Regions from separate parts of the Mus musculus genome. Here region 2 is linked to region 1. A link is a loop called in an ENCODE intact Hi-C map of the cell type or tissue named here. Cell type or tissue: left cerebral cortex. All regions are shown on one strand. Each heading gives the region's core, and the rest is flanking DNA. Links, peaks and the distances in the headings are about the cores only.

Region 1 (4,421 bases), core at 146-4,145:
CAGAATCCTTCAGGACTTTGAATTTCTTGATATTCAAATTCAGAAACCAGTCTGCAAACTGGTTTAGAAAATGCATTTTTTTATCTAGATTATAATGTAAGTGAAGATCTACTGAAAGAAACGTGAATAAAAAATCCTAACTTACATAGAAAATGTTAGCATTCCATCTATAAGATTGATATGTAAATCCTATTTACAGTGTGTCTGTTTAAATATTTAACAATTGTATTTTGTTTTATGAATGTTTACTGTAACTGACCTGTGTGATTGAGCCTCCTTGATTTTCTGATGATTATTTCCATTTTAAGACATAAAAAAATTTATTGCTGTTCTCTAGTATTCCCAAAAACTCTTAATAAGTTCTATTATTTCTCTTTGATATAAAGTGCCATTGCCTGCTCATACCTTTGTGTGTGGATGAAGTTCTAGGCATCAGATCTAGGACCTCACACTAGTCAACATCTCCAGCTAACATTTTTTGTATTGTTAAAAACCATTTACTTTCCCCAAATATAAACTCAAGTCTCATAGGCTATTGTCATTTTACCCAGTTATATTTATAATTGTTATGAATAGAGAGGGTTTCCACCAAACCTAATCACAGTAATTTCTAAGAGAAAATATGGTTTCCTTATTCCAAGTAATTGTGCCTTCTTACACATGGGATAGTATTTAAATTTTTTAAAATAATAAACATTTAGAGAACAGTGAAAGAATCAAATATTTAGGAGGCAAAGTAGATTATAATATAAATATTCTAGGAACTATAAAAGCAGAGACTCGGCAGCATTGGCATATGCCTTTAATTCCAGTACTCAAGAGACAGAGATAAGAGATTAAGTGAGAGAGATAGAGACAGACAGACAAATAGACAGACAGGAAGAGAGAGAGAGAGAGAGAGAGAAAGAGAGAGAGAGAGAGAGAGAATAAATTTACTGTACTTCAAATGTCTGAATGAATAGAAGAAAGACATAAGAAGAAACTGGTTAGAATTATTAAGGGAATGACCTTTCTATCATAAATTTGATAGTGGCTGATGAAATGTAAGACTCTCAAGTGAACACTGAATTATGAAATGCATGATATAATTAGAAACATGCCAGGACATGTTTGGGAACAGTAAAAGATAAGCATGTATTTGAAAGAATGTAATGTCAGTGTATTGGCAGTAGATGAACTAAATGGATTTTGATTTAGTAGCCTAGAGTCAAAACTTATTCTATATCACCTCTACATTGTCACAGCTATATGAACAATCATAAATCCCAGTCATATAGTTTACTGATACAATTATCTAAAGAACACGAATCATGAGAAGTGTGTGTGTGCTTGTATAGATGCATGTATTTTTATGTGTGTGTGTATGTATGTATGTGTATATATATATATATTTATATATGTATGTTTACCAAACTATATATTAATATCATATAGTATATATGTTAATATATTATATTCATATATGTGCACAAAATCTATAATAATATATGTTAATATAACATATTAACATATTAATATGCATGTTCATATGCTATATACTGCATATTAATATATGTTAATGTATATTTTACATGATATCAGTATAAAAACTATGCTAATATGCAATCAGTCATGTAATATAATTACCCTTAATATAACACCTCAATATTATGAGGTGGCTATAAGACTTGCAAATCCATTATAGTATTATGAATCAACATGATATGTGAATTTGTAGGAATTTTTCTATGTATCCATTCATTATTTATGAGACCCCATACTATATACTATAAGTAACAAATCACTCTAACAGTAACATCTTTGTTCAATCTATTCAATATGTATTTCCATATTCTGACTGTATATAATGCACTATGGTAAGCCTATTGAATAATAAAAAAAAATACTCTTACCTTTAATCAGGAAAAAAGAACATGATTTTCTTGATAAATATCATTGTAAAAGATTACATTAGGTTGACTTATAACCAAGATAAAGATGTTAAATAATTATCTCAAATATAGGTTTCAGTTTATTAGCTGTCAAAGACAGTGAGGCTTCACTTGTATGAGACTTTTTGTTAGAGTCTCACCATTACAAAAGAAAAGGATGAACCTAAGTATTAAAACAAAACAAAGTGACATTACCTCATGGAACTTTCTGAATTTGGAGAGTACACAGACTCATGCTTGACACCCATACTGAGGATTCTGTCATTCCAGTTTGAAGGGTTCCATTATCCTCTTCTGACTTCCATGGGCTCCTGCATTCATATTGTGCATCTATATATATATATATATATATATATATATATATATATATATATGCACTCAGATATATACACATAGACAGATAGATAGATAGATAGATAGATAGATAGATAGATAGATAGATAGATATTTAAAAGAAGTAGTAATCTGAAAATGGACTGGTAGGTAATATAATCATATAAAATTATACAGTTGAGATCCAACTTTTAAAGGACCCATGCAAAAGTAATGATTCTTCAATTATTTGTTGCCGCATAGTGAGTCCAAATTTATGATAGAAAATTCAGCAGTATTTTTTCTACCTAATATATAAACTTTAACTACTTTGAGCCCTTGAGTCTCAAAATGATTGAGGTCATATACTAGACTCAGTGTGTACAGGAGAAAATTTGAAAATATTTTTATGAGGAAAAAATTCGTGTGGAAAATGAAATCTGTTGATATATGATAAGAAAGACAAGGGATAAAAAATACCCAGTGCTGCTTGTTGCTCTGCTGCTACTCATTAGTGTTTGCTTATTTTTTTTTCCCCTAAGATCATACCCTTTGTTAGGCAGCAATATTCTGCTAATGGAAAAAAGAAATGAGCAGTTTACAATTATTTAAATAAGTCATAGTTTTGCTATTTCTAAAAAGTAGTAGAGAGAACTCTTCCCCTTAAATGAATAAAAATCTCAAATAAAATTAGAATCCTCGTACCTCTCTAGTCATTAAAGGATGACATTACCAACAATTTACAGAGAAGAATCTATCGAAATGCAATAAAATGAGATTATCTTGGCAAAATTGAGATTTCTCTTTCTATGTCATGCTAGAATTGTAACTGAGAGCTGGCCTTTATAAGATCAACGAAGAATCTCTGTATGAATCATGACTTGCATATTTTTTTTCCATTTTTTATTAGGTATTTAGCTCATTTACATTTCCAATGCTATACCAAAAGTCCCCCATACCCACCCACCCCCACTCCCCTACCCACCCACTCCCCCTTTTTGGCGACTTGCATATTTAAAGAAGTAATTTAAGTTGTAGTTTATAATCCACACCACACAGAGAAAGGAGTATACTACAGACATACTTTGATTCATGTATGTAAAGGAGTACAGTTTAACACTTCTTTCTCCAGAGACAGCAAGGTTGCTATATAGTGTTGATAAAAACTACTTTCATTTTTTGTTCACCATGGAAATAATGGTTGATTTTTATATTTAGGCAACATGTAGGTTTAATTAACTTAGCAGTTCCATAGTAATCTGTAGTACTTACTTGTCTTCTATCTTAAAAATATTTTCATTTGTGTTCAAGTAATTAATCACATTCATTAGTGTCTAATTAAAGTCAAAAGCCTATGGTAGCTATTGGGACTTCAGATATAGTACAAGGCTTCAATTTTACATCATCAAATCAAGATGTGATATGGTGACATCATTGTTCTAAGAGTTATTTTTCCTTCAAGTTATTATGTTTATGGACTAAAAATATGGGGACCAGCTTTAAGAATCTAACAGTTAACCAAAAGAATCTAACAGATAATTGTAAGCATCAGAAAAGTGCCACTCCCAATAAAATGACAAAGACAGATGCCAATTAAACTATCATGATGGAACAAATTGAATTATATTATCAGCAGACCCTAATAAAAACTGTGTGTGTGTGTGTGTGTGTGTGTGTGTGTGTGTGTGTGTGTGTGATTTCTTAAAAGATGGACAACAAAGACTGTTGGAGAAATAATGATCTGTGCTTCTTGTTAGCTTGTTAGAACTAATTAACAATATGTTTTAAAAATATAAATAGCAAAGCCTAGCTATCCAGTTTTAAGTGACGAGATCAAGAATACCACAATAGAAAAAAAAAGACAATTAAATTAGATGCCAAATTCTGAAGGAAAGTGGTCTTCTAAACTTCCATATTCAATTTATGAATCTGTAAGTCAATGTGTAGTTGACATAAGAATGGAAGATTTCTTTAAGAGGTTGTTGTTTAAATATAGAGATGTTCATCTTCTATATTATAACAAAATCCTTTATCAAAGAAAAATGCATTAAGAAAGAGAGCTTTTAGAAAAAAAGAGAAAATGGTCCTGGGGAATGCTTCCATCTAAATGGCAAGAGGCAACATAAAAGACAGGAAATGAAACTGAAAAACCCAAACACTATTTAGAATGAAGGGAAT
Region 2 (4,421 bases), core at 142-4,141, 210 kb before region 1:
ATATTAACGTGCCATTGTCATTGTAGAATAGTTTACCCCAGACAATGAAACACTGCTGACATTCTCTGGCCTTCATGGTGCTGCACAGAATAGAATGATTAAGTAGCAAGTGTTTAACAAGTACCATATGGAGAAATTATAGACATCTTGCTAAATATTCAAGAAATTGTTGAATACTGATTACAGATGCAAACATATGCAAACTACAATTTGAAATTTCCTATTTTAATGAGCTACAAAATTTAGTAATTTATTATATACAGAGCCTAGTACTCTCCTAAGAATTGTGAAGTAGGTTTATTAGGCATATTTAATGTGAATGAGGAAATATCTTCTAAAAGTTATAAAATATGTTCAGAATAGTGAAATTAAAAACAAAAGTTAAAATCTGTTGTTTAAAATGTAATTCGTGTTGTATTTTAACGGAATTACTTTTCTATTTTGGTAGTATCCTGAGACTTCTTATTAGAATGTCATGAAGTAATTCTGTTAAAATACTGAACTAATTATATTTTAAAGTAACTTCTTACAGATGTTTTCAAGCTCAACTATGATAGGATTTTCATTATTTTCAGTGGTTGAAGAAACAGGTCGACGATAAATCACATCCACACATGTGCTCTCTTCATTGCCTTTCCTTCTGCTTATTTGCACTGTTCAGCCTCCCACACTTTATTTCCTTCACTTCAACTTATTTACAGTTGCTGGCCTCTCATCTTCCTTTTCATTTCATAGTACTCATCTCTAGAAGAATAATCTATATTTATTTTCTCTGTTTTCTAACTTCCCTCTCACAACTGAGTTTTCTCACAGTTCCAATATTAAAACAACAAACCCCAAAACTTTAATGATGGTCTAATTTCAAAATCCAATGATTTCCTAAGTCGTGGCTACTTGTCATCATTGATCAGCATGTCCTCCTTGAAAATTTTGTTTTCTTTGCTTCTCTGGGCGCCATTCTTTTTGCTTGGCCTCTGAATACTCCAGATTATTCTGTTTTTAGTGAATTTTTTTCTTGCCTTTCCAGGGACATTTTGCCTATTTTCTATCATTCATCTTCGCCAATTATCATTTTACATCCATCTACTTATACATTGATATATTTATATGCATTAGCATTTCTGTGCTCACAAATATACAGGTTTATCTTCTCCATGCATATTTTCACTGTAGCTTAATAATTAACTGATTTCCTGCAAATCACCTGATAAATGTGAAGGGCACATTTCTCTCCCTACTCAAATTCATGTCTTTGATGTGGACCCCTACAAGTTACAAATTTAAAATATCCTTTTTAAATGATATACCACATAATATTCCAAGCAATTTACATATGTTAGCTCATTTAAATTCTCAGCAAATCTGAGAAGTATAGAAGTAGTACCCAATTAAGCGATATTTGAAGTTGGCCTTGAGGGAGAAGAATGTCACTGATACTGTGCTAATAGAGAAACAATATCCAAAGATTCTGGGAGGGAAGCAAAACTTGTAATAGGTGAAAATAGAAGCTCTATCCATAGTCTGTCACTGAATTTTCAAAAGAAGATAGAAGACAATACAGACATCCATTTGTGTGGATGTGTGTACACACATATACATATATTCAAAAATTTGCACAAAAGACTTGTCTTTCCATTGTAACAAGATAAATTCTGAATTGAAGTATCCCTTAATTTTTCAGTCTGTTTCAAAGTTGAGTAACGGTATTTATTTTTGCAGTGGTATAAAAAGCAGCAGCTTTGGCATGAGCGATCAAAACTTTGTAAATGCCTCTTCTCTTCTTACATAATACTATGCTCCTCTTCTTTTTCTTCTGTTTTATCTCCTTTGTTCTTTATTTTTCTGATTGCAAGAGTTTATTTTATTTTACAAATTAGCTTTTAAAAAATAACGATAAATCTGAGGAGAATGGCAACCCTGTAGGAGGACCAGCAGTCTCAATTAACCTGGAGCACCAAAATCTCTCAAACACTGGACCAGCAAACAGCCAGCATCCACCAGCTGATATGAGGCCCCCAACACACATACAGTTGAGGACTGCCGGGTCTGGGTTCAGTCAGAGAAGATGCACCTAACCCTCAAGAGACTGGAGACACAAGGGAGATTAGAGGGGGTGGTGACATTCTCATGGAGACAGGGGCTAGGGAGGAAGTGTGGGATGTGGAACAGTCGGAGGATATACAAGCAGGAGATAAAATCTTGAGAGAGAAAAATATAATTAATTAATTAAAAAATAATGATAAATATTATTAATTTGGTTCACTATAGAATTTCCATACAAATTTTATTTTTGCCCATCCTCCATCTCTGCTTCTCTCCCCTTCCCTCCTGCTTGTATCCTATGGTGATCTCCTTTGTCCTCCTCCATATCTCTCATGCAGCATATTTCTGAGTTTAGGATCCATGTTCCCATGTACATCTATGGAAATGAAAATCCAAGGTTTATGAGAGAAAATTTTTGCTTAGGACCTTTAGCTCTTTATTTTTCTCCTTTTGATTATGTGACCACTGTCTTTCCCATCCTTCTGAGTTCCGCTCTTTGCTTTGCTAATCCTTTCAAGCACAGAATGTTTAAGTTCTGCATTGCCTTTAACTCTATGTCTCAGCCTGTTCTAGTTTCTTTGCTTCCCTAATCTAATTCTATTTCCCCCATGGCCTAATATTTTCTTGTATTCCTTATCATTATGTCTCAATTAACAAACGCCAGAAATGTAATAGTTGGCTTTAAATTCACTTTAACAATATACATACTGCAATCCTAATGTCAGATCATGGTAGATGCTACTTAGCTATTTTTGTACTTATTTCTAGGCATAGTAGCTCTCTGTCATTGCTCTGCTGCCAATTGTCTTGTTTTGTTTTGCTTTGCCTTTTGTTTTTTGTTTTCTGTTTTGTTTGTTTTTATTACTTCCAGGGCATTCATTCTCCTCTTTATTTTAGACTTTGTTCTGATTTTTTAAAAAGAATTTTTAACCTTCATTCTAACCCTTTCAATCCTCTTCCACAAAGTAATTGTGCTGACATATAGGTTTGTTACATCACTGCTTAAAATCCTTCACAGAATTGTTATGACCTAGGGTTAAAATCTAGTCCTTGTGTCCTTTCTTCCCAAATGAATAAATAAAAGCACACTTCATCATTTGCCTACTGCTTTTTCTCTAAGTGCATAGTTCACTATTCATCTGAATATACTTTCTGATGTAGTCATAGTCATACTATGCTGTGCTTTATGAACATGTTAGACAATTTCCTCCTTATACCTCCATACCTTTGTACATAAATACATTCTGTTGCCTGGAAATTCTTCTCCATTTCTTTTGTTAATTAACTTGCACTGTACATTTTTTTCTAGTTCTTGGTAGGTACTTATTTTCATGTACACCATCTTTTTCCCTAACTCCAGCTGTGGCTAGGATAAAGAAAGACCTTGTTAATGTCAACAGAGTAGTTAATAAGGTCAAATGTGTGACAGTGTCAATAAAATTTTAAAAGCACAATTTATCACATCTAATGGCGATATGGATAATCTGTCTGAGAATGCCCTAGAGTTGGCAATTACTGTACTTTATAACTCTATGACTTGTGATCAAACAGGCGGACAAATGTTTGCAGGTTTTGAAGCCTGTTCGTTAAATAAAAACTTCTTTTATTTTCTAGCTCTTTTGCTAAGATACTCATAGAATTCCATTTTTATTAATTTATTTTATATGCATCCACTCAGTTATAAACATATAGTTTATGATATCTGTTAAATGCATATGAATAAAATGTAGATAATATAAAAATTTTCTGGGTCAAAAACAAGTTAATACAAACACACTGCTTATTTTCACTGGTTTAAAATTGGAATTATGGTCCTATTCCTGCACATTTGTATTTAATGGAAAAATTTACTGACTTCCTGTGTTTTTTATTAAATATTTGTTTCTCATTGATGTTTTTATTACAAAACAGAAACAAACATGGGAGACCCATTTAATAGTTAAAGGCATTTTAAAATGCAATTCTTCAAAACAGAATCTGCATATTTGAATTTGTGAAAGTCAAGTACATTTTTATTCTTTCTGGTATGAAGTGAAGGTAAATTTTATTTACCATGGTGCATTAGCACATTATAGTCTGTGTAAACACTCCAGTAGTACAATAACAGTTTCTATTCCCCTGTTTTTGGCTTATTAGCCACGTGACCTCAGAGAGATTGCCTCACTTTTATAGTTTTTTTTAAAAAATTTATCCATGTATGAACCCGTTGGACTAAAGTATTTTAGGTTGTTTACTTCTTATCTCTCGAGATGGATTATTTTGAAAGCAGATTGATTTTTGCTCTAAAGAGGACAATAGAATTTAGTTACATTTTAAAAGTTTTATATCCTTGGAATCTCAGTATCAAAGTTTTGAATCTTTCATTATTTGGGAATGAG

The links. Peaks named below come from ENCODE experiments on the same cell type or tissue, not always from the same donor. Only the 100,000 strongest peaks of a DNase experiment are listed, where the experiment ranks them.
Region 2: it touches region 1 in a loop (8-fold over the local background); 1 of 42 quality-filtered maps calls a loop at or near these places.

The regions. Positions count from the first base shown.
Region 1 is chrX:130,160,124-130,164,544 of GRCm38, forward strand. All of the region lies in intron 22 of Diaph2 (diaphanous related formin 2), which reads left to right. Among named protein-coding and RNA genes, the nearest start is that of Diaph2, 410 kb to the left of the region's middle. In left cerebral cortex, for the core only: no CTCF peak of the experiment used is centred there; no DNase peak of the experiment used is centred there.
Region 2 is chrX:129,945,380-129,949,800 of GRCm38, forward strand. All of the region lies in intron 9 of Diaph2 (diaphanous related formin 2), which reads left to right. Among named protein-coding and RNA genes, the nearest start is that of Diaph2, 200 kb to the left of the region's middle. In left cerebral cortex, for the core only: no CTCF peak of the experiment used is centred there; a DNase peak (open chromatin) is centred at 1,729.